Regions from separate parts of the Mus musculus genome. Here region 2 is linked to region 1. Evidence: chromatin loops called from intact Hi-C (ENCODE). Cell type or tissue: heart. All regions are shown on one strand. Links, peaks and the distances in the headings refer to the core of each region. The heading gives the core; the rest is flanking DNA.

Region 1 (15,138 bases), core at 3,890-11,889:
ACTGTACCAGTTTCTAGAAACCGTCCAACCTCACATGCTAATGAATCTTTTCCAAATGACCCAGAAGAGCCGCCCTCCCCCCAAAAAAAAGAACTCTCTGAGTCCAAGCCACTTGATCTACAACAAATTTGGACACTCACCTTCCTTGGTTCCTAAAAGAACCAGGTCCCTCTCTCTGGTCAACAGCATAAACTTAGGGAAAATGAGTGACCATGTAAAAGGAAAGCCCCTGATATTCCCACTCACTGGATTCTCTAATGAGTGCATTTGTCTTTCTAAAATTAAGACAAAACAGCACAACTACTACTTTGTCTTCGTGGCTTGGCTGGTTTTTTTCTTGGGTCTCAGTTCAGCGGTCCTATGAGAGCTACTAGAAGCTAAGGTTTGAGCAGCCACCAGGAAGAAGTTCTTGTCAATGGTCTACAAATGTCATACGATCCAAGATGGAATGGGTAACCCCCAGTATGGCATGCATTCAGAGGATTCTGGTTTCTGCAATGCATTGCCATGGAAGGGTAGCCTGGTGCTCTGAAAAGGACTAACATAATTCTATAACAGGAAACAAAGTTCTATAAGTAGGAAGGAGACCAGACACTGACGAAACCAGACACCAAGGAGCCCTAGATAGTCCACCTTATCACCTGCCCTCTTAGCCAAAACTCCCAGGAAAGAGTCAGGCAGCAGATGTTACCAGGCTCCGATGACATCCCTTAAGGTTATAAACAGGCAGCAGATGGTAACCATTATAAACACCCTACCCATGTACTGGGCCTCGATGCCTCCCCCCATACACTTACCAGAATAAAGGGAAGAAGATGGGAGCGACTGTTCCCATGCAATGGTTCTCACCTTACTGCTGTGAGCCCCTGGGCAGACCTCAACCACTAGATTCCAGGCCTCCTTCCAGTCGATGTGATGGATATTGTTGACAACCCAGGCACAGAGAAGAAGGCAGAACATGCAGTGAGACAAAACATATACTGGGATTATAATACAGCAGTGTCCTACAGGGGGTCCTCCTTGCCAGGGGCAGCATAAAGGGTATGCCAATGAAGAAGATAACAGAAAAGACAGGACTCAAACTCAGCTGCCACTTTAATATTGGTACCGCTATAGACACAGACACAAGACTTTCAGAGCACCCTAGCCCCAGAGACAAATGTAGCTGATTCCAGCTGAGAATCCCATTTATTCTAAAAAAAAACTGGGTGTGCCAGAGGTTGCATATAGGCCAGCTTAGCATCTCTGCTAGCAATAGTTCAGCTTCATCTTTTTACCAAAAGAAATGAATACGAGCCTCCCCTCAACTAGATAAACTATCGATTGCTTATTCTGTCTGCTGCACAAGGTTTGGGTTTTTGAGGTTTTTTGTTTTTTTTGGGGGGGGGGTGTTTTTGTTTGTTTTTACCTAAAGACATCTCTGATTTTGATGGTGGAAAATGTGTTTTTCTATTGGGTGAACCAATGAATTTAATTAGGGTTGCTCACAGGAGCATATTACTAGAACAGAGGAAACTTACCAGGGGCTATACCACTGAAGAAAATGTCTCTTCCTCCTCTAGCGACCACTAAGTGCCAAAAAAATCCTCCCAGAACAAATTTAACCTTTTTTTTTAGAAAGCATTATTATCAATATGCCTTTAAAGGTTTTGAAACTCTCCTGTCTGGTCAACATATTTTTAAGAACATTTTGCTGATTTGTAATAGAAGTTTACAATGTAATTTAAAGAAAGAAGAAGAAGAAGAAGAAGAAGAAGAAGAAGAAGAAGAAGAAGAAGAAGAAGAAGAAGAAGAAGAAGAAGAAGAAGAAACGAGGCATAGATGTTCCTAACACATGTTTTCATAGGTCTTAAAATAATTATTAAACAAACAAAAAATAAATAAACAGAAAATCAGCCAGATTAGCCTTTGCCCAAGGGAGTTTTGTCCCCCGGCAGAGACTGGACCACCACAGAACAGGGAAGAAAAGATGGAAACACAGTAGAAGCTCCTCTACCCCAGACTTTGTGGCTAGCAGATCTTTTCCTGAGCATCCTGTACCCTGTACACCAGCTACTGCTTCTCCAAGGTTCTGCAACTGCTCCTGGCTCCTTACTTCCACATCTAGTCTCGGGAGGTCCTACAGGGACTGCGGGCCCCAGCAGAGCAGTTCAGTCGGACCGTGCTGCATTTCTCAAAGGGAGTTCTTCAATGAGTGGTTCCAAGACACCGAAGGTATATTACTTCTACCCCTCAGTCAATCAAATGTCTGCCCAGGGCTTTCATCAGTCTTGAAGAAGATGGAAATACAGGATAAAACATGATCTATATGGAAGAAACCCAGGAAGGTGCTTGGACGCAAGGGCTTCACCCGTGATTCTATGGCATGATGGTTCTGTAAGCACTACATTTATTGCTCACTGAGAAACCTGCCCATTGACGCCTGGCTCTCGGGAGCAAGGGGCAGCACAAAGTAGTATGGCAAATGGCACAGGCAGAGTTGTGAGTGCAGAAGCCACCACTGGCATGACAGTGGGACAAGGAGAGGTCTCAACCCATGGAAAGATTGACAAGACTTTGCTTAAGAAAAGCATATAATTTTATGCAGAGTACAGGCTAGGTGGGATGGGCTAGGGTGGAGGAAGTGGCACAAGAAAGGGAGTCACCAGATACCAAGAACTTTCTCAAAAGGGAAGAGAATTACAGGGAGGAGGGGGGTTGAGGGCCAGGGCCGTCTTGGTGTTCCTCTGTCCAACAAACCACAGTGCCATGTGTCACAAGCAGCAGTGAAGGGTGGCTATGGTGGTGCACACCTGTAATCCCAGCATTCTGGAGGTGGAGGCAGGAGGGTCAGAAGTTCAAGGTCATTCTCTGCCACATAGTGAGTTCAAAGCCAGCTTGGGCTACATGATACTCTGTCTCAAAACAAAATAAGAAAGCAAGATGAATTGTATCTCTGTTTGAGCCTCTATTCTACAACTCAACAAATGCATAGCTCCACTCTGTGCCTCAGTTTCCTTTTGTCAAGCAAAAGTGGCTCCTATTTCTCATTAGGGCAGTCATATATCCCTTGCTTGGTTCTACACTGGGTACATGTAGGGGCTCAAGAAGTGGAACTGTTCATGGTCCAAAGTTTGCCTCCTACAGACAGGCAGCCTTTGCTGTCAGCACCCATCATGCACCCCACTCCTCTCAGATCTGATCACGACTGCCTCAGGTTTCAAGTTCGTTTGCAGCTTTCCCAGCTTTCCCAGCTTCCCAAAGAGCTGTACTGAACATTAATCCACCCTCGGCCAGTGGGATGGAGCCAAACACACCAGACAAGCACAGTAAGTTCACACACACACAACTCCCCAGAGTTCCATTTCCATATGATCATGTCTGCTCCAAGTGAAAGGTTCCTTTTCAATGGGCTTTGGTGTCCTTGCCTAGACAACGGGAGAGCCCGACCTCGCGTTCTCTAAGAGGCCCCTTTTGAAAAGAAGCTCTGATGGATCTGCCAAAACTTTGCCTGCTTTAGTTCTGCTGCTAGATGGCCAGAAGTTGCCTCAAACTTGGTACGAAAGCAGATCCCATGAGCGACTAAGTAACCCTACAGTTTAGGAAAAGGCAAAGTCGTAGGACACTGCAAGGCAGGCTGTGGGGCTGCAGAGCAAGAAGAGTGGACTGGGAGAGGAATGGGCTTTTTGTTTCTCTGTCTCCTCCATTCCCAGCTTTTGTGGTGAGCCAGGTCACACAGCACCTTGGTTTCTTCCTCAGCCACAGGCAAATCTTGGGGAAGTGGCTGAGGGGGCAGCACTTGCTTCTCACCCACTGCCCCAACTGCTGGCCCGCAGACTTGTTGGGGCATGCTCTTCAAACCCTGAGAGCCAAGCACCAGTCATGAAAATCAGTGAATCTCAAAACAACAACAACAAAAAAACCAGCCTGCAAAATCTTCCTCCATTGAAGGCACCCACAACCCCCTTCTCCAAGAGAACTTAGGTGGACAGGATGAATGGATTTACCTGCCTTCTCCGTCCTACACCTTGGGCAGGTAACAATGCATTGGGCAAGTCTGTATGAGCTGGCACCTCTGCCATCCCTGCTAGACTGTGAGCTCCTTGAGGACAGGGACAGTGTCCTCCTTCCCTGTAAAGAGCGCGTACGTTTTCAAGCAGCTGATTCACAGATAGCCAGTCGAGATAGGTGCTTTAACTGGGTAACTCGTTGGAAAATGGTAGATGCTATGTCAGGCTCACAGAACTGAAAATCGAGTCCTGAAAGATAAGAGAGGTGGCAGCCGTGAATCTATCTGGTGTTGCTGAGTTTGACAGATGAATGGAAGTGGTTGGAGCCGGTCAAGCAGAGGAGGGTAGTACTTATGAAAGATAGAAGGCTAGTACTTATGAAGGCGAAATATGTGTAGGTAGGTGGGCTTTCAGGGTCAGCATGCCAGGCTGAATGTCAAGAGAAGAACGGCTGCCCCTGTGGGTGCGGGTATCTCTGAGAGGTCCTGGGAAGAACCAAAAGCATCAGGGAGGACATGGGAGAAGGAAGAGTCGAAGTGAGGCTGGAAACTGTATAGGCCTCATTCACAGAGTAGTTTCAATAGAGGGTGCACCAAGCAAGGTCAGAGCAAGGGCACATGAAAGTGAACGAACAAAGGGTGACTGTTGACCAGAGGGGACTGAAGGGAAACAGTGGATTGGCTACTTCTCAGAAAACGCAAAAGGAAGGGCGCAACCTGTGGCAATCCCTCTTCCTAGTCATTTTTCTTTCTTCAGTAATCAAATGGTAACCAGGGGACCAAGAGCTGTTCTCGAAGACTTCTTTAAACCTCACTGCTTGTCACCTATTGCACTCCTTCAAAGACACTGCTTATCTAATAGGGGACAAAGGTGACAGATTCCATTAGGGAAAATCTTCCCCCAAAGGGCAAATTGGAACCCTCAGGCCCTTCCCCACCCCTACATATCAGCTTGCAGGAAGGCACCTGTGGCTGAAGTGGCAGAGTCACCATCCACACACTGTCGGCATCAAATTTTCATATGCTACAAAGTAACTTCTCGGCTACTCAAGGTCCCCATTCCTCCATCCATTCTGCTCAGATGCAGCAGAGACAGCAGATACTGAGTGAAGTACCTGTCTTATGTGAGCCGGGCTCTGCATTCGGCAGATAGTATACACGCAGCTTCTAAGAAAGGAGAGACCCACACAGGCATTCTGGGTTCCCTTGAATTTCAGAAATACCCAGAGCTGAGTTTTGATACATTGGACTTGCCAATTGCTAGTCTTAAGTAAGGACCAGTTTCTTTGGCTACTGGACAGAATATGTTTCTCGGGTTTTTGTGACCCTTGGAGTCATGTTATATGAAAAAAATCTTTGGCACAATGGTGGAGCACACAGAGTGTGCAGAGCTGACTCTTATTGGTGTGACCGCAGTGTAAGGGTGGGGACCACCACACAGAAATGACCGTGAGGCAAGGGGAAAGTAGACATCAAATCGCCATCAACAGCACAGAGTTCTACCCCAAACAAAGCACAGCTTGTGAAGCTCTGTCTGTCTGTCTGTCCATCCATCTGTTCATTCAACAAACTTTTTAGGGGGTCTTAAATTTGCTAAGTGTATCCAGAGCATGAGGAGTACTTGTGATGAGTCTTTCACGTCATTTCCTGTGTGAAGTATTTGATCCAAACAGTGTTATTCCGCAGCAGCGGTGTCCCACAGGATATGGGACCTCAAGCTAAGCGGAAACCTGTGTACCTACTATGCCCCTTCTCCAAGTCAGAAATTCCATAGAGAATGTCTGCAGGTTGAATCTCTAGCTTTGTTCTGGAAGGTGATCTGGTTTCCACTTAGCCATTCTGGCTTTTCCCAAAAGAATCAGATATGTACATGTCGCAGGGCATTTGCTTAAAACGTCTTTCCTTCTAGCATCTGGAAGCTGGAGAAGCTCTGTTGTTGAGACTCCTCACGGGAGCATCGGCCTGCCCTCCCCACAGGACAAGCATACAGCATGCTGAGAGTGGGGAAAGCAGGAGTTGGGGGCAGATAAAGGAGGGAGGGAGGGAAATTTGAAGCTTTTTCCTACTGGCAAGAACTTCCCATTTGAAAATAAGATACTAAGGTGCTTAAGAAGTTTGGTATGTTGGTTGGTTGTTATCTGATCTCATGGTGCCTCGTTTCCCTAATTTCTTGGCAAACTCTTGAGTGTGTGTTTTTCACTTGAGGTCCTCCCTGCTCTACAAAAATAAAAATAAAAAATAAAAGCAGCCTATCGAAACCCTAGCCTAACCTGCAGCTAAAACTTTAAAGAGCCCTCGAGTGTCTTCCTGGTGCCCTTGACTTGACCTATGGGAACCTCGTGTTCTTCTCGGTGGTGCTGTCTCCTCTCATTTTATAAGCTGTGGTGGTTCTTCCTTCCCATTGGCTGATGGACTAGCTCTCTGTAGGTGTCTAGCCAGAAAGCTGGCTGAGGTACCAAGCAATTGTCACTAAAGAAGTTTCTGGTGTGTGGAAGTTAGCAAGCACCAACAGAGACATCTTTTTAGCATCCTGGAGGAAAACTTATTTGGAGGTTATTTCTTTCAAATCTTAGTTGTTGCTCTTGGCCCTTCCTACATGAACCTGCTCATACAATCTTGGAAACAATCTTTAAATATCTTTTCTACTTAAAGCGGGGACCTTGGACAAGTGGTGGCATTACCACCAGAGACACATGTTAGAAATGGAGCCTCCCGGGCTCCTGCCAAGGACAACTCAATCGGAACGTGCCTTGCAACAGATGTGTGGTGTGTGTTCCAACTTGGGAAATCCTGAGGTGGGTGCAGCGCTTAAAAGCTAAGGACACCAAGCCACCGCGGGGTGACTCGCCTGAGAGTATGCACTCCCCTAACTGTGGTGTGACTTCTTCTCTAGAGGCATAGACAGATGTCTGTTCACTCAAGATAGAGCATCCAAAGGCAGAGCAAAGACACTATCCCAGTCAAGGCTGGCTTAGCAAGCTAGTGATCTAATGGGGTAACTCATGAGACTATGGTTAAGGGGTTACAGGGGTATGGTTGGTTAAAAGGCAAATGGATGCACAGTATAAAGGCCCACCCAGTATGGGAGACAGCTCATGAATACTGAATCTCTGGAGCTTCCTGTATGACCTCTCCCTAGCAATTGTCACTGCTTCTTAGGTCTACTGATGAACAGGGAAGATAGGACATTTGACACAGGGGCTTTACACGATGTATCCATTTGATAAAGTAGAATAGCACTTCCCAGAGTGTGTTTTCAACTGGGCTCTCGGGAGAAGCAAAGCTGACCATTTAATGGCATGTTATTTTCAAAGCCACGAGCTTCCCCACCAAATGTTAGCGTGCACATAGAAGCTTCTGTGTCCTGCTCCTTTCAGAAAACAATGTTCTGTGAGCTAAGTAAAAACCATGTCAAGAGAGAGGCTATGGGACTCAGGCATTTGGCATGAGACACTCTAGCCCTTCAGTATAGACAGCAAGTATTAAGTTATTCATAACTTTGGGCCCCCAGTTGCTCCAAGGTACATTTACCTGTATAAAAGTTCAACATCTTGTAAATTATAAACCTGCCCTGAAGGTGGGCTTGAGAAGTGTAGGTATATTTGGAGGTCCTCCTGGATGAACATACAACCAACTCATTGACTGTGTACCTGCGTGAAGTTGGTATGTAGTCTTTGAAGTCCTCTGATAGTCAGTACATGTTCTTTGAAATATTTCTCAGATGTCACCACTTCCTCCAAAGTATGCAAAGAAATGTGCCATCTCCTTACCTCAGTCGAAAGTCTTCATGAGGAGGAGGAGCTTGGGGTGGGGGACGGGTGCATCTCTATCAGTTATCACTAGAAGCTGTACTTGTCAGGGAGAGGACTCTATTCTAAGTAGTATAAGAGACATTTTAACTTTGATCACTCTTAAAGTAGTCCTGCCTGCATATTGTTTCTATGTGGCCTTGAAAGAGGAAAAGCGATCTGGGCAAATGTTCAAGTCCTGTCCCCAGCTTCTCGCTCCCTACTACTTGGAGAAAATAGAAACGGCCTGTACACAAGGGCTGTGGGACATTTTTTTTTTTTAAACTGGAAAACTCACTTCATGACTTTCTCTGAGTAGCTCCTCTGGAGTACTCCGACAGCTGTCTCACATCTGTCCATTTATCACTGGGATCCAAACGAGTCTCTTGGGGTTGAAGAGTGATGCTGACGAAGAGTAGGCCAGTTCCAGATCAGTGTCCTGGAGGGCTACTGCCACTGCAGGGATAGTGGGAACTCTCTGCGGTATCTCCTTCACTAGGGAAGAAGGTTTTCGTCTCTGTGGCAACTAACCCAGAACATCTGCCCAGTGTTTCCTCTACGTTAACGACAAGCTCCAAACTCCACCACGGGGGTGATTGGCAGCTAGCCAATGACTCAATAAGTGTTGTTAAATTAACTGGGTAGATAGAGTTCTCTGGACTTTTTTGAATACTGGTTTGTAATTCTACATAAAGTGAAAGGGATGTTTATGTGGCTCTATTAGCCACTTCTGTTTTTAAGTCTTGCTTTTACTGAGGCAAAATGAAGATATAAGAATCTCACAATGGTCCTACTGAATTGTTAAGAAAGTAACAGGTGGCACGGATGTGGCCCATCCCATTCCTCCCTCCCCCCCCCCATAAAAAAATAATAAAACCCCTCTCCAAACCACAAGAAGATCCAAAGCTATAGGCAAATTGGAAAGTGCTGCCTTCCCTTTGAGGGAAGCAAGTTCCCTGCTTTCCTGACACCACCATGGATGAGAGCAGCGTGAGAGCAACCAGCCATAGGAACAGGGATAGAGCAGCAGTGAGTCTGTAGTCACGGCAGCTGAAAGCCAGCACGTCTGTACCTGCAGAGTCTGAGGAACCACATCAGTAGGACCTAGATTCTGCTCCGGCGCGTGTCTGAGAATAAGTGCACATTGTGGCTCAGTGCTTCGAGTCAGCGTTGTGATCTCAGTTCCTCTGTGAACTACGATGCTGAATGAGTCATTCAGCCTCATGTCCGCTCCCTCGTCTGTAAAATGGGAAGAGGACTGCCATAACAGTCTGGGGAACCAGAGGAGTTCATGTGGAAAAGTAAGTGAGTTAACATTGTCAAATGCTTAGAAAGATGCTGGATCAATAGCGTGCTGTTAAAGAAAGAGAAGTGTCTGCTGTAGAAATAGCCAGTGTGGGTCAGGCAAAGGTACAAAACAGTGCGACTTTCATATTCGCTATTGTTCCCACTCAAGACTCCTTTTCACTTTTATTACACTCTGTCATTCATTTCAAGGAGCTCTTTACATATTCTAGAGTAAGCCCCTTGTATATGTATGCATATAAAAATCAAAATACACATACTAAAGGCTGGTCAAGATCATAGACATTAGGGGCATGCAAATTAAAACCATAATGAGGTAATACTTTAGCCCCCTACTGAAAATGGCTATGATAAGGGACTGATGACACCAAACGTCGTGGAGGGTATGGAGCCACTGCCCCTTCCTACGCCAATGGTGAGACCGCAGGTTGCCATAACTATTTTGGCAAAGTGTTTGGCAGATCATCTTACAGAGTTGAACACTTGCTCACCATATGTTTTGGGTGTTAGCCCAAGAAAAATGAAAGCATATGTTTGTACAAAGGCTTTTACAGGAAGGTTCTCAACAGCCAAGCACTGGAAACAAAGTGAATGGGTAACAGACCCTGCCACGCTGGCTGGCAGGAGAAGAGTCGGCTTGGGACTACGATGCACTGTGCCAAACAGAGGAATGTGCGTGCCACGTGGGTTTGTTTATTTAAAGCCCGGGACCGGGAGTTAACTGATAGGGAAACAAGCAATACAAATTAAAAGAGCAGTTACTGGAGCTGGAGAAAGGGCAATGTGGTGAATTGTGCTTGCTGCTCTTCCAGTGGACCTGAGTTCAGTTCCCATCACCCACCTCAGGTGGCTCGGAACCACCTGTAACTCTGGTTCCAGGGACTCCATTTTCCTATTCCATGGTACCCACCCTCATGTGACATACACTGTCATGACACACACATTAAGAAGCATTAAAAAAAAAGGGAGAAAGAAGGGCAGTTACTTCTGCAAGAGCCAGAAAAGATCATTCTATGGCAGTGGTTTTCAACCGCGGATGAGTGTTTGGTCCCCCATAGAGAAATGTTGTAGCAATGTCTCAAGACCTGACAGTCATGCTCCTGGTTTTTAATGTCTGAAGACCAAGGAAGGTTACTGTTAATCATCCTGTAATGCACACTGAAGATCCCCACCGTAAACAACAGACGTGTCCCATGGATCAATGATCAGAAGTTGAGCTGCCCTGGCTTAGGATAATGGAAATGTTCTCTATCTTGTTTGATTACATGTGCATCAAATACGTCCGATAGAATTCAGCATCACTGTGTGAATCTTGCTGTGTGTACTTACAACCCTCATTTTAAAAGACACTAAACAAAGTTGACAGAGAAGGGACAAACGAAGGGTTCAGCCCCCTGCCCCCCAAGTACTTCTTTGTCTTTAATGGTCAGTTTTTGCTTCCTCCATTTTGTCTGATCTTCACAGAGTAACACTAGCTCTTTTTTGGTTGGTTCTTGCACAAAATGCCTCTTTCATGGTTTGAGCGTCAGGGTGTCTTCTTCAGATCTCAAATGAGCCTCCTTTAAAAAGTCAGGGCTCACCATATAGCCCAGGCTGAGCTGGGGCATGCGTCAGTTCCCTTGCCTCTACTGTATGAGTCCTGGGTTCTCTACTTCGGTAGGATAATTAGATCAGATCTCAATCCTAGATAGTTCACAGCTGGGGATGGGAAGGCACAGAATCTGTGAAAATGCGCCAGGCCTTGCTGAAGACCACACCTGATCTTGTATATCTTTCTTCTTCTTTGTTGGCTGCCTACATGATGACCATATCCTTCCTTATTTGGAGACTATAAAACACTTAATCTCTTCACAGAAAAACTGTCCTTACGTTGTCTCCGGTGACTTGAGCGTGCGTGCATGCTAATTCTGGTTTACAACAGACTCTTTTCTTCTTTCCCTTATATACTTTCACCATTTTCCAGATTTGGTTTTAACAAGTGGTAATTTTTGTGTGTATCTGTTAGCCTCATTTGCTCTTAAAGAGGTAAATTTGGTGTGGTTTTTTTTTTTTTTTAATTATATAATTGTGGCCACTGGTCCTTCAGAGCTTGTCTTGAAAGCTTTCAGGCTCACAGAGAAGTTTGGCTCTTAAGTCTCAGGAGGCTAGAAAATATTTAGATTTTTCAGGAAGACTTAGCAGTCCTTTGGAACTTGGGGGTCCTCTCAAAATTCATATGTTGAAACCCAATCTCCATAGTGACAGCAATAGGTCAGGAACTATGGACATGATCAGGGTGAAATTGTAGAGCCCTCCCAGATAGGCTTAGAGATCAAGAAAGGGCCAAGACACCAGAGTTGCTCTTTTTTCATGGTGTGTGGAAACAAGCATAAGTTATCTTCCCATGGAGTCAGGAATAGGCCCGTCAGCGAAACGTGACCAGCTGGTACCTCCTCTTGGACTGTGAGCTCCAAAACTATGAGAAATAAATTTCTGTTGTTTATAAGACACTCCCTTAGCCTAGGGTACTTTGTTAGAGCATTGTGAATGAACTAAGAGGCTACAGTGTGCGTCCTTGCTCACTGTATGCCTCGACCTGGACATCTTCTTTAGGTGTGCAATGTTTGTACCCATCCAACAGTGTTTTCTTTCTCTCACATCATGGGGATGAAGGTCTTATTAATGTTTTATTAGCATTGGCATTTAAGATGAGGCAAAAAACATAGGGATTTCTGATAGTATCATTCTGACCCAAATCAAAAGAAAAATTAAACACTAAATATAAAGCATGGTATTTATTTGTTCTTTGAAAGCCAGTGGTTAGGAGCTACCCTAGAGCCCACCACTATTAGAGCAAGGGACTTGATCAAAATGCATACAGAAATCAATCAGGCTATAGCTCCCATTCCTTTTTTTTTTTTTAATAGAATAGTTGCTTTCAGCAATAACCAGTCATGTATGAATAGCCAGCCACATCTAGTGCTGACAGCCATGCTTTCTCCAAGGGATCTTAGCTTCATGGTTGCTATGCCTGGGGAGGCTCCCCCAGGTGACACTGGGGTACAAAAGAATTCTTCCGAGGCTCTTCACTTCATACTTGAACTACACCATCACCCCGAATGGTTGAAGGAGCCAGTTGCTTCTGCTCACTTTGAGGCCAGATGTACTGCAGGATGTAGAATAGCAGAAGGAAGCGGGAGGTCTTGGTAACAGGAAAGCGTCTCCAAATGCAGCCAAGAGGCATTGGGCAAGGGAGCTGCGGCATCCACCCAGTCCCTGGGGTGATGCGAGGTGACAGGCTCCGTGAACTCAAGTGCCCGGAGGGCAGTCCTCTAAGAAGGGCCCTCGGTTGGCTCTGGCAGGTGGAAGTCCCAATAAAGACCCAATGGTAAGAGCAAATCCCAGGGGTCTGTCTGAACAGCACACCTGTCCTGCCAGACACATTGTTCCCAGACCACCTGGGGCGGACTTCAGGCAGTCTCTTGAAAAATCAAACCGTGCCGTGGCAGCTTGACATGAGAAGAGCTCAGCCACTCACAATGAAGAGCAGAAATGAGATCAATGAGGAGTTTCTCATACTTTAAGGAACTCAGCATGTACTGTTTGATGATGTCCTAGGCTAAAGACCATAAAACCAGGACTTTTTGGCTAGGGAATCATTTGGCATAGATTTAAAGCCATATTGATTCACCTCTGCTCATTGCCCGGGGGGGGGGGGGGTGGAGGGGGTGGGGTGAAGGGGTTGGCATGACCAGGTTGGTTTGAACTTGTGTTGTAGGTCGGGAGCTGCTTCCTCATGCTTAGCAATGACAAGCTCACAGACATTTTCTTTTGGAGTGTGTAGCCGCCATCTCTCGCCCACAGATGAAGAGAGTGATGTCAAGAGGCAGCAATGAAACCATCACTCATTTTCTCCATTTCGTCAGAGGGAGAGCCTCCTCCTGTGGCCACACAGTCATGTCAATGGCCTGTCACAAAGCACATCGTTCAGCTTACGTTTTTGTAACCAAATCAGTTGCACCCCTCCACCCCCACCCCCACCCCCACCCGTCAACTATGAAAACAAACAAATTCTCTGGTTTTGTTTTTTTTTTGTTTTTTTGTTTTTTTGTTTTTTGTTTTTTGTTTTTCCAGATCTTCTTGCCTTTGGCGATCTCAGAATGCGAGGAGTGGGCCAGCATGGGGAGACAGATGTCTGCTAAGATTTCTCTCTGTTCTCAGTTCCTTTTGTAAAGTGATAGATGCGAGCAAGCTTCTCCCTGACCTAGTTCAGTTCACTTCGGAAGTGCTAGTGCTGCCTCGGGACTGAACCAGGCTCTCTCTTTCCCCACAGCAGGAAAAAGAAAAAAAAATGGCTGTTCCCAACTACGCTTCTATCCACACACCCTGCATGGACATCTCACTCCAAAGAAAGGCACCAGAGTTTCAGGAGTTTCAAGCACTCTGATAAAGTAGCCTTCTTTGCTGACTAGGGTTAGGCTCTCTTTGCAGCTATGGGAAGGCACTGCTATAGGAAACCACCCAAAAGGGCCTCTCCGACCTGGGTAGAAAACTCTGGCCCAAATCTCTGGTGAAAACTCAGAAGATGGCGCACAGAACCTGTTGGCCTTGACTGCAAGTTTTGAGTCAAAGAACCTTGGGACTCAAAGTTTGGATGGGTGGGGGTGGGGGAATGGGTCTGAATGGAAATCCAGAATGATGAGGCCTCTGACCCCAGGGAGACCTCCTGGGCCTCATTTTGGGTATGAATGTCATATGTTTTGTGCTGATGGAATATGACTCCTGCCATATATACCCCCATAAGTCTGCCATGGAAATGAAAGTACATTCTCAAAGCACTGAGCTCAGAGAAGCACTGCCCTTGACTCAGAGAAGGAAGACACACGGAAGTGTGACTGTCAGTTACCAGAGAAAACTTTTTAACGTAGGCCTTGCCAAAAGATGAAGGCCTTAGGTGGCTGTTTCACCCTTTAGTCTTTGGGGTTTTCTACATAAATTGATTAGAAACACAGCTTCCAGACAAGACATATGCGTGTAATCCCAGCATGACACACGCTTGTAATCCCAGAACTAGGGAGTTGTAAGCAAGAGGATCAGGGCTTGGAGGCCAGCCTAGGCTAAATGAGACACTATCTGAAATAAGAATAATAAAATACTACTTCCTCCTGGAAAAAAAAAAAAGCCAGACAGCCACCAACTGGAGTATATACAAGCCTGGCGATGGGTTTCATCAACAGAAGTGCAGAGAATAGCCAGCTTGCTTTGCCAGGCACAGGCTAAAGCTCACTGCCCAGAGGCACCAGGGACAGGTTCCACATGCTTGACACAGAGCCAGGAGTTCTGGAGCCAACTCAAAGTCTCTGTCCTCAGAAGAGCTCAGAAGAAAAAAAAAAATGCACTGGAATAAAGTAGTCAATGCCCACCCAATACCCAAAGTACAAAAACTCCATGCCTTGGACTCGCTGAGTCCAGAGTTCAGGCTGAGTCTTAATGATGTGGGAAGCATTACAGACTGTGGACAGACAGCCACCTCCCTGCCATCGGCAGAACAATCGGAAGACAGAGACGATGCATAGGGGCCCAGAGGATCCTGCTGGGCTCTAGGCTCAATCATTGCTCTGTGGATTTGCAATATGGGAGTACATTGTGCACAAACAAGCTTTGTATTCTGCACAGCTTCAACCTTGCTTCTTGTGTGTCTCTTTGCAATATAAACTTAAATATATACTTTAATGTGCTCAGCCTACCGAGGACTGATGGAGGAATGGCTGAAGACAGCCGGAACACTTGATGTGAAAAAAATTCTATAGCTTGAAAGGATGCCCAGAAAGGCTTCAGGGTGACCCAAATAAGGACACAGGGCAATACATCTTGAATCTTCTTTCCTCTGATTCAGGAACAGAATATGGACCACCACTGCCAGCCAGCCAGCCAGCAGGATCTTCAGCGCAGTACATTCCCAAAAGTTTCTCCAGAGGGAATATCTGTGTGGTTCAGGGATGTTTCAGAGCTGGCTAAGCCTTCCCTGTGTGTGCCAACCAATATAATTAAAAATGCATCCCAAGTAAACCTCAGACA
Region 2 (15,138 bases), core at 2,659-10,658, 510 kb after region 1:
GAGTCATCTCCCCAGCCCCCGTGGTTTTTTGTTTGTTTGTTTGTCTGTTAGTTTTGTTTTTGTTTTGTTGTTGTTGTTGTTGTTTGGGTTTTTTTTTTTTTGGTTTTTCAAGACAGGGTTTCTCTGTATAGCCCTGGCTGTCCTGGAACTCACTCTGTAGATCAGGCTGGCCTCAAACTCAGAAATCCACCTGCCTCTGCCTCCCAAGTGTGTGCCACCACACCGGGCTGTTTTTGTTTTTTGTTTTTTTTTGTTTTTCTTTTTTTCTTAATAAGCTGGCCCTGAGACGTGTTTGAGGTCCAGCCTCAGCTCCCAAGTGTAGGCTGTGATCCTGAGTGATCAGTCTTGTGATGTGTGTCCAATGAACCAACCCCATTTAACTGAGACCAGAGTCTGAGTGGTTTCTGTGGCAATTCCTGAACCTTAACAATAAGGAATATTTCTCCAGGAATGTCTATAATCTTGGAATTGCCAAAGGACCGGAAGTTCAAGGGTATCTTCAGGTACATAGTGAGTCCAAGGCTAGGCTAGGAGACTTGAGAGTTTGTCTCATCAAGATATAAAACCAAACGGACTTTCTAGGCATGATTAAGTTAAGGGTCTTAGGAGAGACTCTCAGCGCCACTATCGTTATTTGTAGACAAGAAGGTTTAGATGCACATATTAGGGATGGCCAAGCCATTGCAGACAGAGAGACTGGAGTCTCTGTAAGTCACAGAAAGCCTGGCTCTACCCAACAACACAAAGGGTTGTGTCCCAGCACCCATCCTCCCCTAGAGACTTCAGAAATATGAGTCCTTACCATCTTGACTGTATTCCAGGCCTCCACATCTACAAGCCAGGGCTTCCCCTCTGCCTGGGCTTCTGCTTGCTACAGTTTTACCTAAGGTTAACCACTGCCTGCAAGAGTGGGAAGTTCCCTTAATCACCTCAAGTCTCCAGCACATTCCTGTGTCAGGTCACAGAAGGTCTTCCTGTGACTAGTTAACCCTTTCCCTACCTGTCCCGAGCCCAGGAATCTGTCCTCTGACATAAGAACAAGAACCACTAAGGAGGCTGAAGCAAGATGGTAGAAGCGAGGAGTTTGAGGCCAATCTGGGTTACAGGGTGAGAGCCTGCCTCAGCCTACCCCCTTCTCTGAATAAAACAAATCAAAACAGACCTCCCCACCCCCAAACAGCAACTAATCTTCATGTGATCTGGTGTATCATCCTCTGTAAATCTCTTCATCTGCTTGCGCTATGCACTAACATTCTATGATTTTACACACACACACACACTCACACACACTCACACACACACACACACACTCACACACTCACACACACACACACTCACACACACACTCACACACACACACAGAGTAAAAGAAAATGTAATTTTGTCTAGGTGGTGGTAATATACACCTTTAATTCCAACACTCAGGACTTAGAGGCAGGTGGATCTCTGTGAATTCAAGGCCAGTCTACCAAGTGGTTCCAGGACGGCCAGGCCCTGTACACTGAGAAACCCTGTCTAGAAAAAAACAAAAATAAAACTGAAAGTTTCTGGGCTGGCCTCCCAGCACTCAGGAGGCAGAGGCAGGTGGATCCCTGTGAGTTCAAGTCCAGCCTGGAGTAGTTACATACTGAGTTTCAGGTTAGCCAGGACTACAGATGAAGAATCAATCTAGTGTCAACTTTTTTCCCCCCTTTACTATGCTGTGTTGTTCACGCTACCTTTAATTTTCTGAAAATTTTTCCTGCCTCAGCTTTATGAGTGTTGGGATTATCAGCATGCACCACTGTCCTTGGCTTCTTGTTAATTTTTAATAAATACTTGTTGAATGGTTTCTTCATGTAGGACACAGACACCATTTCCCTTAAAACCGTTCTAAGGGGACAGACATGGAGACATACACCTAATTCTAACACTTGAGAGGCTGAGGCAGAGGCAGGCAGATCTCTTGTTGGTTTGAGGCCTACCGGGTTTACATAGCAAGTTCCGGGCAGAGGCTACACTGTGAGGCTCTGTCTCAAAACAACACAACAAAAACAAAAGCAGCAGCTGCAGCAACAACAACAAGAGCAGAACACTCTTAAGAGGAAGGTAATGGCCTATTTTAAAAATGAGACACCACTGACACAGAAGTTAAAGAATTCCTGGGGCTTGCTACTTTCTCAGGGATGGCACCGCCCATAGGGGGCTAGGCTAGCACACACTAATCAGCAAACATGAATCACATCACAGATGTACCCACAGACCAGTCAGATGGACGCAATTCCTCAACTGAGGTTCCCTCTTCCCAGGTGATTAGTTTGTGTCAAGTTGACAAACACAAATCAGCATCTCACTAAATGGAGGGAGGAGCCCACGTGGTTAGACAGCATTCCAGAAGAGATCTCTTTTCTTTGCTCAGAAAAGAAGGTAGAGTTGCTAGGCTGGGCAGCTGCAGGAAGAAGCTGGCTGTAGCTCTGTGAGGATGGATGATGGGAGCCAGGGGGCGAGGGATATAGGCCAAGACAGCAAAGAAAAGCAGGGTAGGGGAGCCAGGGTAGGAGGGTCTCAGCCCAGGTGCTGCAGGCTCTCACTCAGCAGCCTGGAGGAAGCAGTCAGGAAAGCTTGCTGGTTTGGCCAGAGTAATGTCTAGGTTCCTATGTTAGGCTCCCAGCATTCCTGTGGTTTTCTAGGTGTTAGCATTAAAGTGTCTGCTTTCTGGAAGGGTGCTCCATGGCTCTCAGGCTCTTGAAGGAATTGTAAAACGCTTATTAGTCATCAGCAGTTTCTGACAGTTTAAACGAGAGAGAAAGGGGGAAAAAACCCAAAAACCTTGCACCTCACACCTGTCAGTATGTGGGAGAAACTGCACTGGAACCTCTAACTGCTAAAACAGACTCTCAACCTGTAGGTCTTGTGTGTGTGTGTGTAGAATGACATTTTCAGAGGGGTAGCCTAAGACCACTGGAAAACACAGGTATTTACATTACTTTTTTTTTTTGTTTTTGTTTGTTTTTTTCCAGACAGGGTTTCTCTGTGTAGCCCTGGCTGTCCTGGCACTCACTCTGTAGACCAGGCTGGCTTCGAACTCAGAAATCTGCCTGCCTCTGCCTCCTGAGTGCTGGGAGTAAAGGCGTGGGCCACCACTGCCCGGCTACATTACTATTAATAACAGTAGCAACATTAGTTATGTAATGTAACTGTAATATGCAATGAAAATTATTGTATAGTTGGGAGGGTCACCTCAACATGAGGAACTGTATTAAAGGGTGCCAACATTAAGAAAGTTAAGAACTTCTGCTCTAAGACATAAGAGCTAAAGAAAGTAGGTGGGAAGAGATTATGAAAAAGACTTTGCGTGCCGGGGGTGGTGGCACACGCCTTTGTAGTGAGTTCCAGGACAGCCAAGGCTACACAGAGAAACCCTGTCTCGAAAAAAAAAAAAAAAAAAAAAAAAAGACTTTGCTAAACAAACAAGGGAACTGGGTTCTGTTACTTGATAGCCATCTAGCTTGGAAAAAAAAAAAAGCTGTCTACAGAGGTCAGAAACATAACAAACTTCTCAAAACTCCTCCGTGTACTCATCCAACTTTAATGAGTATCCGCTCATAGCCAATCCTGTTTAATGTATTCTCACACCCAGACCCTTACCTGATTAATTATAGAAGTAGAGACACTCTGTTAAGGACAAGAAAGCACTCTCTAGAATAGGAGTGGGCTGAAGGAAAAAGCCCCCAAACCTCGGTTTGTTTGTTGACATAGAAAAATATCAAGACCATTTAAAAGATTTAAGAGCAAAGTCTGGGTGTGGTGGGGCAGGCCTTTAATTCCAGTACTCAGGAGGCAGAGGCCAGCCAGATCGATGCAGTGAATTTCAGGACAGCCAGGGCCACTAGAGAGACCCAGTCTCAAAAACAAGCAAGCAAGCAAACAAACAAGAGTCTCCAGGCTGACCACTGATTATCATTTTACTGCCTTAGCATGCTGACTGTTGGATTTGAAGGACCAGTCTACCTCCATTTTAGGCTTAAGAGCCAAACAAACTAGGTTCATTCTTGTTTATGAGTAACCCTCAGTTTCTCATGGATTGAACTATGGCCCACCTGTAACCTTAACTACAAATAGTTCTGTATTGCCTGATCCAGGAATGGCAATCATGTCTTTGTTTCAAAAGTTAATAACAAGTCTTGCAACCCTACCTTTGCTTCAAAAGGGTTGTTATGGCTACCTGTTGTTAAGGTCACCTTACAATCATGTCTCAGGAGGTCATTAGGACTTGCTGTGCTTATGTTCTGCTCCTGTAACCTCCATTCTGCCCTCCAAATCCCAATTTGGAAATTCCCCTCCCTTGAGCTATAAAAGCCTTGTCTTAGCCTGGAAACGGTGTTGCACACACACACACACACACACACACACACACACACACACACACACACACACCATTGTCTTCCTCACCTCCAATGCTGACCTCTCAAATCCTACCTTAGGGGGAAGCAGCCCATGTACAGGAATAGAAAAGCTTACTTTAATTAATTTGGCTATGATGATTTGGGTTGTAGTCTTTCTCCTCCCGTCTCTGGGATTAACAGCTGTGTCGCTGTGAATGACTACCACCTTTAATACTAGTCACAATGTGCCTCAGTGAGAGAGCCAGGCCATCAGACAGTGGAGCTGATGCGGCATGATACGTCTTACGAATTGCTGGACTGCCTCCCGGAGAAGGGAACGCAGCAGCCCTGAGAAGACTAGTTTGGGTTTTATAGGGTCGTTTAAATTTTTGGCCAGTGCTGCCAGAGAGTGTTAAGGAAAAGGGCACTATCAGGAGGCCAATGGAACTGCAGTAAGCAAAATTTTACAAGGTGGTGGGTGGGCTCTGGCTTTGGGAAAGCAAGAGGCTGTGGTCAAGCTGTTTGCTGAGACAAGGAGTCAGCCTACTCCTGACATAGGTAGAAAGTTCAGTTTCCATTTCCCAACAGGGCTGGGTCCCACACTGGTCATATGTCTGGGCCAGCCCAACAATGAATACTATGAACGTATTTCTCTTTACTATTTTAGGTCTATCCGTTCCTTTATCTCTACTGACCTTTCCCCGATCTGTGACTCCTCCTTTCTCTCTGGTCTCCAGTAACTCCTGTTTGTTTGTTTTTTCCCTTTAACTATTTTTTGTTTGTTTTTAAATCCACCTGCCTCTGCCTCCCGAGTGCTGGGATTAAAGGCGTGCGCCACCATGCCCGGCTCTTTAACTAATTTTTAAAAGACCTTTTTTTTCTTTTTCTTTTCTTTTCTTTTTTTTTTTTTTGGTTAATTTGTGTGTGTCTGTGGGTGCTAATGTGTGTTGGAGTGTTGACAGAGGCCAGGAATCAGAGTTGGATGTCCTGATCCTGGAGTTAGAGAAGATGGTGAGCCACCATGTGGGTGCTGGGAGCTGAATCCGGGTTCTCTGCCAGAGCCGCAAGCAGTCCCTTGCTTTGCTCTTAAAAATGTATTTATTTGCTGGGTGGTGGTGGCACACGCCTTTAATCCCAGCACTCAGGAGGCAGAGGTGGGTGGATTTCTGAGTTCGAGGCCAGCCTGGTCTACAGAGTGAGTTCCAGGACAACCAGAGCTACACGGAGAAACCCTGTCTTGAAAAACAAACAAACGAAAATGTATTTATTTTTGCATATATATGTGTACTGTGTGTGTGCCCGAGCATGCGTGCACACTCACACATGTGGAAGTCAGAGGACAGGTTTTGGGAGTCGGTTCCTGCCTTCCACCTTACCTTAAACGGCTGTCTCTCTTGGTCGTACTTACGTACATGCGTAGCCTTGTACAACAGACTAGTGGCCCAGAGGTGTTTTTAGGTGTCCTGATCCTCCTGTCTCAGCTCCCACTTTGCCACAGGAGACTGGGTGACTGACCAGCCATCTGCCTTTCCCTCAGCTGGCTTCGGGGATCACTGTTACTTGTCCTTGGCCCTTGCTTGTTTTGTTTTTGAGACTGAGCCTTACTCTGTACTCCAGGGCAGCTTGGGACTCACAGCAACCCTCTTTCCTCTGCTACCCAAGTCTCTGTAACCCATCGGCACCCTCAGGCATTCAAACCTTCCAGTTAAGTGCAAACTAGCTCTTGTTCAGTACAACCTTACCAAACAGCAAATATCCAGTTGTCACGGCCTCCGCCCTCAGTGATTTCCATATTTTCAGAGTCTCCTTCAGGACCAAGACTCCCCCAAAGCCCGGCCCTGCTCCAGGGACCACCACCCTCCACTGTCTATCAGGGAAGTCTACTCCTTGGCTCTCCCTTTCTGTCTCTCACCTCCTACTTTCCTCCTGGGCTCCTTCACCTTGTGCTCACCTTTTTTTTTTTTCCTCCAGCATGCCATCAGTTCTTCTGCACATTGAGTCACCAGCACTTGCCTAATCATGGAAGGGTGGTATTTCATGTGTGCACACATTGTTAATTTCTCTGCTTAGACTATAGGGTTTGTGGGGGCAGGGGTTGCCTCTTCTTCCATTAACCTGTTTATCCCAACTGCTCCCTCTGGTGCGGGGTACCTGGTAGGCACTGAATACACGCGTTGATGGAAAGAATACTAGTGCCTAAGAAGGCTTCATAGCCAATTACTGTATTGAGCGCTATCACTGCCATCTAGCGGTAATACAGTGTTATATGCTGCAGCCTTCTGGACGAGCTGGCAATCACTGGGTATAATAAATAGACTTGCCTTGTCTGGGGTGACCTATCAGGTATTTATGCCACTACCTGCTTGAAACATGAATGAGCTGCCTTTGGAAGTCACAAACAAAGGAGGCTTTATTCAGGCTCTATGGCCATTTTATACTGTCTCTCCTTATTTGAGCCATGTATTAGTGAAACCCAACCCCCCCAAAAAAAAAAAAAACAACCTGAAAACAAAACAAACAAACAAAGAAACAGCAGCAAAAATCCACTGGAATTTATTGAATTGCAGAGGTCCAGAACAAAACTCTCGATGGTGGCAAGAAATGCATCTTTGTGAATAGGCTTTGTAAATGGCGTGTCCCTTTTCAGTAAGTTTACACATTCAGTCATACAATTGGTAGCAGGAGAGGAGAGTATGTGCGGGGAGTATGTGCTCTTGTATCGAGAAGATCCCAGGACAACTTGGTGTGCAGTATCTATGCACAGCTCAAGAGCAATATCTCTTGGCATATACTTCCTAATTGTTTGACTTTGTGGCTTGATTGTCTGGCCTTCATGCCCCTACAAAGTTGCATATCTTCTGTAGATTCAATATTAAAGTGTATTTGATCCAGGTTATGGTGGCTCATGCCTGTAAGTCCAACATTACACAGTAAAGGGGAATGCTACCAGTTTGGGGCCAGTCTGAGCTCCAGAGGAGATTTCAGTTCAGCGTGGATGGAGGCTGAGTCAGGAAGACCACAAGTTCAGGGCCTGCACTGGTCACAGACTGTGTTCAAGGCCCATTTGGGGGAACTGAGTGAGGCATGTATCAAAAGAGGAGGAGGAGGAAGAGGAAGAGGAGGAAGAGGAGGAGGAAAAGGAAGAGGAGGAGGAGGGAGAGGAGGAGGAAAAGGAAGAGTGGAATCTTTAGTGGGGTTGACTATAATCCTTACTGTAACCTACCTGGCAGAAAAGAAGATACTCTTAATAGACACCATTGTCCCTCAATCAGATTAGCAGACTACTGTAACAATGAACTCCAAAGAAATGGAAAAGTCTCCAGGAATCTCATGCTGAGAGAAGAAAGGGCTTCAGGCAGAGGGGAAACCTGTGTCCTAGAAAGAGATTTCAAACAGTTGTAATAATTTGTTCGAGCACTTTATACAACGACACTGAAATCCAGATAATAGTGGGCTGGTAGGCAGGACCATACCTTGACCAGGAACACTTAGATGTTTTACCCTCTATCACGCCTTTGATCCTAGAACTCGGGAGGCAGAGGCAGGCAGATCTCTGAGTTCGAGGCCAGCCTGGTCTACAGAGAGAGTTCCAGGACATCCAGGGCTACACAGAGAAACCCTGTCCCGAAAAACCAAAACTTTGATCTCACTTCAGGACCCAGGAGACTGACTTGAGGGACTTGATGGATCACTTCATGTCTCTTCCCAATGTGGCCATACCGAATAAAGCTTCTTTTTCTGATTTCCTCTTTTACTTTGGGAGTTTTAGTTGGCTTGTTGAGGACGAGTGGCTAGACCTGATTGGGGGCACAGACACAAACACGTACAAATATGTACAGAGACAGACAGACAGACAGACAGACAGACACACACACACACACACACACACACACAGAGGCTAGGAGAGTATTCCAGCAGAATTCTTGCTTAGCATCTGTGACTTTGAGTTCTATGGTGGCTACTTGCAGAGGTTTTCTTTTCTTCTCTGAGACAAGGTCTCTTGTAGCTCAGGCTGGCTTGAGTTCTCTGTGTACCCAGGGATGGCCTTAAACTTCTGGTCTCCATGCTCCACATTGGAGCCATTACAAGTGTGCTGCCATACCTGGTTCAGGCTGTGTTGGGGGAGCAAACCTAGGATTTCGAGCAGGTTAGGCCAGCACTGTACCAACCGAGTCACATCACCAGCTCTGGACTCTCTTGATAGATTACAAAAAAAGGATGCACACTCACAGATGTGGTTGTCTGTCATGTGTGCCCTTTAATGTCTTATTTTATGCCAGATGTTTTTGAAAATAATTGAACAACCACCCAGAGAAAGAAATGAATGGTATTCTCCAGCTCTTATCTGGAGGGGATGTTTGCCAATAAATGTTAAACTAGGAAGATCCAGGTGTGGTGGCGTATGCTTGCAATCCCAGTACTCCAGAGGCTAAGGCAGGAGGATCATCGGTTCAAGGACAAATTCCTGTCTTTAAACAAAAAAAAACAAACGATTTGGCATTAAGGTGAAAAAAAGAAAGCTAAAGTAAATTAAACTTGGTTAGTTGACTTTCTTGATTCTCAGTAAATATAAACCATTGACCCCCCCACGGGGATTTTGGTAGTAGTTAAATCATAGCAACACGACAGAGATTCTATCTTTCCATTATTCAGGGGTTGAATTCAAAGTGCTTCATCTAAACGACTCGAAGGCTAACCCTGGACTGTGCCCCCCCTTACCCCATCTCAGCAGGTGCTTTAGTGCATGCTTCCGGGTTCCATCCCCTCTAAGCTATCCATAGCAACAAGGAACACGCAGAAGATGAACTCGACGGCTTCTTCTGAATTAGTGCTTATGTCAGACCCAGAGGCCCAGCTGAAGGGCTGATGGGACCCCCTTTGTGCAGAGTGAATGCTGCCTGATTGCTGAGGCAGCTCAGCTGTCAGAGCAAATCACTCTCATTTGTTCGACAGCCTCTCCAGGGCCCAGCACTTCTGCGGTATCTGCTCCTCTTTTGGCCAGGGTATGAGAGGGTCAGATTTTTCTTCTTCCCCTTCCTTAGACGCCTGAGAACACATAACACTGTGATAGACAGGTGAGTGAGTCATGTGTGTCCTAGATGTGTGTCATTTTTCTTTCTTTTTTATTTATTTATTTATTTTTTTTTTCTTTCGAGACAGGGTTTCTCTGTATAGCCCTGGCTGTCCTGGAACTCACTTTGTAGACCAGGCTGGCCTCAAACTCTGAAATCCACCTGCTTCTGCCTCTCGAGTGCTGGGATTAAAGGCATGTGCCACCACACCCAGCTTCTCCTTCTTCTTCTTCTTCTTCGGTTTACTTATTTATTTTGTGTATATGAGTACAATTATAGCTGTCTTCAGACACACCAGTAGAGGGCATCAGATCCCATTACAGATGATTGTGAGCCACCATGTGGTTGCTGGGAATTGAACTCCGGACCTCTGAAAGAGCAGTCAATGGTCTTAACTACTGAGCCATCTCTCCAGCCCCATTTTTCTGTTTTAAATAATCCACTTAATTTATTTATTAAAAATTTCCTAGCCGGTCGTGGTGGCGCACGCCTTTAATCCGAGTACTTGGGAGGCAGAGGCAGGCAGATTTCTGAGTTCAAGCCCAGCCTGGTCTACAAAGTGAAAAAAGAAAGAAAGAAAGAAAGAAAAAACAAAAAAAAAAAAACCAAAACAAACAAACAAACAAAAATTTCCTGGGGTTTGGAGCGGTGGCTCAGCAGCTAAGAGCTCTGATTGCTCTTCCAGAGGTCCTGAGTTCAATTCCCAGCAACCACATGGTGGCTCACAACCACCTATAATGGGATCTGAGGCCCTCTTCTGGTATATTAGAAGACAGTGATGGTACTCATATACATAAAATAAGTAAATTTTTTTGGTTTTGTTTTTTGAGACAGGGTTTCTCTGTATAGCCCTGGATGTCCTGGAACTCACTTTGTAGACCAGACTGACCTCGAACTCAGAAATCTGCCTGCCTCTGCCTCCCGAGTGCTGGGATTAAAGGTGTGCGCCACCACGCCCGGCTCTAAATTTTTTTTAAAGATTTATTTATTTACTACATGTAAGCACACTGTAGTTGTCTTCAGACACACCAGAAAAGGGCGTCAGATCTCGTTACAGATGGTTGTGAGCTACCATGTGGTTACTGGGACTTGAACTCAGGACCTCTGGAAGAGCAACCAGTGCTCTTAACCCCTGAGCCATCTCACCAGCCCCTTTAAATTTTATTTTTTTAATTTATTTTTTATTTTTTAAATGTTTTTAGGGGCTGGAGAGATGACTCAGTGGTGAAGAGTGCTTGTTGCTCTTCGGAGGACCCCAGTTCCATTCCCAGCACCCACATAGTAGCTCAGAGCCGAACTTCAGTTCCAGGAGATCTGATGCCCACTTCTGACTTCCTGGAGCATCAAGAATACACTTGGCGATCACACATACATGCAGGCTATCTCAGCTAGGGTTTTTATTGCTGTGAAGAGGCACCATGACCACAGCAACTCTGAGAAAGGAAAGCATTTATTTGGGACTGGCTTACAGTCAGAGGTTCAGTCCATTGTCATCATGGCAGGACACAGGCAGACATGGTGCTAGAGAGGTAGCTGAGAGCTCTACATCTAGATCAGCGGGCAGCAGGAAGAGAGTACCACATTAGGCCTGGCTTGAGCATTTGAGACCTCAAAGCCTGCCCACAGTGACACACTTTCTCCTACGACCTCACGTCTACTCCATCAAGGCCACACCTCCTAATAATGCCACTGCCTATGAGCCTATGGGGGCCCATTTTTATGCAAACCACCACACAGGCAAAACATTTGTACATATAAATAAAGTAGAGATAAAAGATATTAAAATTATGTATGGGGCGTGTGAGCCCTAAGCCATCATGTGCATGTGGAGGTCATTGGACAACTTTTGGAAATTTGTTCTCTCCTTCCACCGGGTGGGGATCTTAACTAGATGGTCAGCACGCAGCACCTTTACCACTGAGCCATCTCGGTGACTCTCAATTACTCCAGTGCAATAAAAAGGTGACATTCTCATTACATCTTGGCAAGTCTATCATATAATCACAGGGACTGCCAAACTAAGGCAGGAACATAGCTAAAGCTCCCATGGTGCCTTCTCGGTCACTCCTGCTGTTCTCAACCTCCTGACAGCAGGCACTGTGGGATTCAGAAATCTAGGCCTATCCCATCTCTTTGTTCTGGTTAGAGTTAGGGTTCTCCCTCTCTCTTTCCAGAGGCTTATCATGTAGCCCTTGCAGTGTTCCTCCTGCTTCCACCTGTATACCATCGCACTCAGCGAGAGTGTCTTGAATTCTTAAAAACAACGTGCAGGGCGGTGGTGGTGCACACCTTTAATCCCAGCACTCGGGAGGCAGAGGCAGGCAGATTTCTGAGTTCGACACCAGCCTGGTCTACAAAGTGAGTTCCAGGACAGCCAGGGCCACACAGAGAAACCCTGTCTTGAAAAACCAAACAAAGAAAAGTGCTGTCCACACTTGCTGGATGGTGCCCTGAGCCATGTGTTCTCAGTGATGATGGGATCGTCTGGGCCTTGCAATATTTGTCAGCTACATGCAGTCATTACAGAGGAAGGAGTACCTGAATCTGTCACTGTATCATTAAGATTCATCAGGCTTTCCTTGCCGAGTCACTTTACATGCATGCATGCTAAGTGCATACAAAGCTAAATTCATTCTTTTCTTTTTTATGCATTTATTTATTTTTATCTTTTAAATATTATTTTATTGTTTCATGAGTGTGGATGTTTTGCCTGGACTTATGTCTGTGTACCACTTTCACCCCTGGTGCCCTCTGAGGTCAGAAGATGTGGATCCCCAAATGAAGTAAGAGATAATGCTGGGAATTCAATTCAGCACCTCTGAAAGAGCAATCAGTGCTCTTAACCTCTGAGCCATCTCTTCAGCCCCCAAACCATTTAAATTTTTATTTTATTTTTTATCTATGGTATGTGTGTAGTTTTGTGAATGGGTTGTACATGTGAGAGTGGTGCCCGTGAAGGCGAAGGGCTGGAGTTGGAGGCAGCTGTGAGCTGCCTAGCGTGGGTGCTGGGAACCTAACTTGAGACTATTGCAAGAACAGTAAATGCGCTTAACCACTGAACTGTCTCTCTGGTCACTCTTTTTCGAGACAGGGTTTCTCTGTGTAGCCCTGGCTGTCCTGGAACTCACTTTGTAGACCAGGATGGCCTCGAACTCAGAAATCCACCTGCTTCTGCCTCTCAAGTGCTGGAATTAAAGGTGTGTGCTACTACGCCCAGCCCTCTCTGGTCATTCTTGTTTTTTGTTTTGGTTTTTCGAGACAGGTTATTTTCTGTGTAGTCCTCGGCTGTCCTGGAACTCAGTCTGTAGACCAGGCTGGCCTCAAACTCAGAAATCTGCCTGCCTCTGCCTCCCAAGTGCTGGGATTAAAGGCATGAGCCACAACGCCTGGCCCTCTCCGGTCACTCTTAAAAACATTTTTTTAAAAAAAAAATCTATTTATCTTATGTGCATGAGTGATTTGTCTACAGTACATCTATGTTCTATTTGTATCTGTCTATATTCAGCCTCCTGAAAATCTGGGATTACAGGCCTGTGCTGCCAGACCTGTCCTTTTGTCTTCCTTCCTTCCTTCCTTCCTTCCTTCCTTCCTTCCTTCCTTCCTTCCTTCCTGAGAATTTGAAAGCAACCCGAGATAGGAATGGACTCAGTATCCAAAGCAAGCAACCCTGAACCAGACTGAAGGAGAAAACGGTGTTATTGACTAAAGGTTCGTAACGAAGCATTTGTAAGGCAGTTTCCAATTATTCAAATACTTTTGATGTTAGAGCACACTGTGATTGAACTCCAGAGTTCAAATAATTGAGTACTGGGGCTGGAGAGATGGCTCAACAGTTAAGAGCACTGACTGCTCTTCCAGAGCTCCTGAGTTCGATTCCCAGCAAGCACATGGTGCCTCACAACCACCTGTAATGGGATCTGGTGCCTTCTTCTGGTGTGTCTGGAGACAGCTATAGTATACTCATATAAAGAAAATAAATAAATCATAAAAAAAAACATATGAGTACCGTGGCTTTGACAGATCTCTTCTTCATCCTAAAAAAAAAAAAAAGATTTATTTTAGATCAGGGTATGGCAGGACATGCCTTTAATCTCAGTATTCAGGAGGCAGAACACGTAGTTCTCTGAATTCCAGGCTAGCCTGGTCTACATAGTGATTGGTCCACATCATCCAAGGCTACATAGTGAGACCCTGTCTCAAGAAAACAAAGCAAAAACCAAAAACGACACACAAAAACTACGTGTGGCTGGGCAGTGGTGGCGCACGCCTTTAATCTCAGCACTCGGGAGGCAGAGGCAGGTCAGACTGGTCTAGAGAGTGAGTTCCAGGACAGCCAGGGCTACCCAGAGAAACCCAGTCTTGAAAAACCAAAACCAAACCAAAACCCCAAAGCCAACTATGTGTGTATGTCCGTGGGACTGTATGCCATGTTTGTAGTGATCCCCAAGGAGGCCGGAAGAGGGCACCTGACGCCTTGGAACTGGAGTTTGTAAGCTGTCTGAGAGGGAGCTGGGACTTGGATACTGAAAACTAAACTCTAGAAAAGCAGTAAATCTTAAGCACCGAGCCATCTCTCCAGCCACCAAACTTCACGTCTTCAGGACATATTTTACTCTTCCACGGAGGGCTAAAGGACCCAGAGGAAAGGTAAAACAGGTAAAAACGTATGTGGCTATCTTCTGTAGTTTTGATTGTTTGTATGTCTTTTGTTTGTTTGTTTGTTTCAAGACAGGGTTTCACCTGTAGCCCTGGCTGTCCTGGAGCTCTGTAGATCAGGCTGGCCTCAAACACAGAGAGTCTCCTGCCTCTGCTCTGGAGTTCTGGGGTTAAAGGCGTGTGCCCACTGATTGGCAACCAGCCTTTTTTTTTATTTTAAACAAAACAAAACAAAATAGTGTTTTTAGAAAGCTCATAAAACAGGCAGGTGTGGTGGCGCACGCCTTTTATCCCAGCACTTGGGAGGCAGAAGCAGGTGGATCTCTGATTTCAAGACTAGTTTGGTCTACAGAGCGAGTTTCAGGACATTCAGGGCTACACAGAGCAACCCTGTCTCAGCCCCACCCTCCAAACAATTCTTTGACCATATAATTCTCAGATTGCCTTAATATCCTTGTTTCCAGAAATAAAATCTGCTTTAAAACAGCTTTGAATGGATCGCAGCCAAGATACAAACCCTGCAGATGTGTCAGACAGCTGCCTATTTTGAGGATACTGTCAAACTTGCACCAACGGGGGCCATCATCAGTAAACTACAGCACCAGAAACCCATGGGGGGGCCTCGTGATGCTTCCGGAAGCTGAGCACTAGGATTGATGTTAGAATGGCAAGCTGCTTTTGTTGCGACTATGACTCTAAATCATGTATCATCCTTTTTATGAAGGCCAGAAGCGGATTGATGGGACTTGGGCATACAGAAGCAGTGATCTAAGCACAGGGCATCTCCCTCCATCACAGCACATCTCCCTCCATCTTCCCTGCCCATCCCCAGCACAAGCCAGAGGGCTCAGAAGAGCATAAGTCACCTACTTGGATGTTCCAAGAGTGTGCCCCAGGTCAGAGCAACAGCTAAGGCTTCTCCCCTTTGCTTTCTTCCAGGTTGTATTTCCATAGCAGGACAAGGGTGGCCTGAACTGTGTCTTAGCAAGGGTTTTACTGCTGTGAACAGACACCAGGACCAAGGCAACTGTGAAAAGGACTACATT

Evidence for each region. Peaks named below come from ENCODE experiments on the same cell type or tissue, not always from the same donor. Only the 100,000 strongest peaks of a DNase experiment are listed, where the experiment ranks them.
Region 2: a loop joins it to region 1, with 3 times the contacts of the local background. A loop is called at or near these places in 2 of 42 quality-filtered maps.

The regions. Positions count from the first base shown.
Region 1 is chr7:73,110,800-73,125,937 of GRCm38, forward strand. No RefSeq gene overlaps it. Among named protein-coding and RNA genes, the nearest start is that of Gm6567, 16 kb to the left of the region's middle. In heart, for the core only: no CTCF peak of the experiment used is centred there; a DNase peak (open chromatin) is centred at 8,252; H3K27me3 peaks cover 991 bases.
Region 2 is chr7:73,621,727-73,636,864 of GRCm38, forward strand. No RefSeq gene overlaps it. Among named protein-coding and RNA genes, the nearest start is that of Gm26176, 17 kb to the right of the region's middle. In heart, for the core only: a CTCF peak has its summit at 6,598 (motif pointing left); a DNase peak (open chromatin) is centred at 6,535.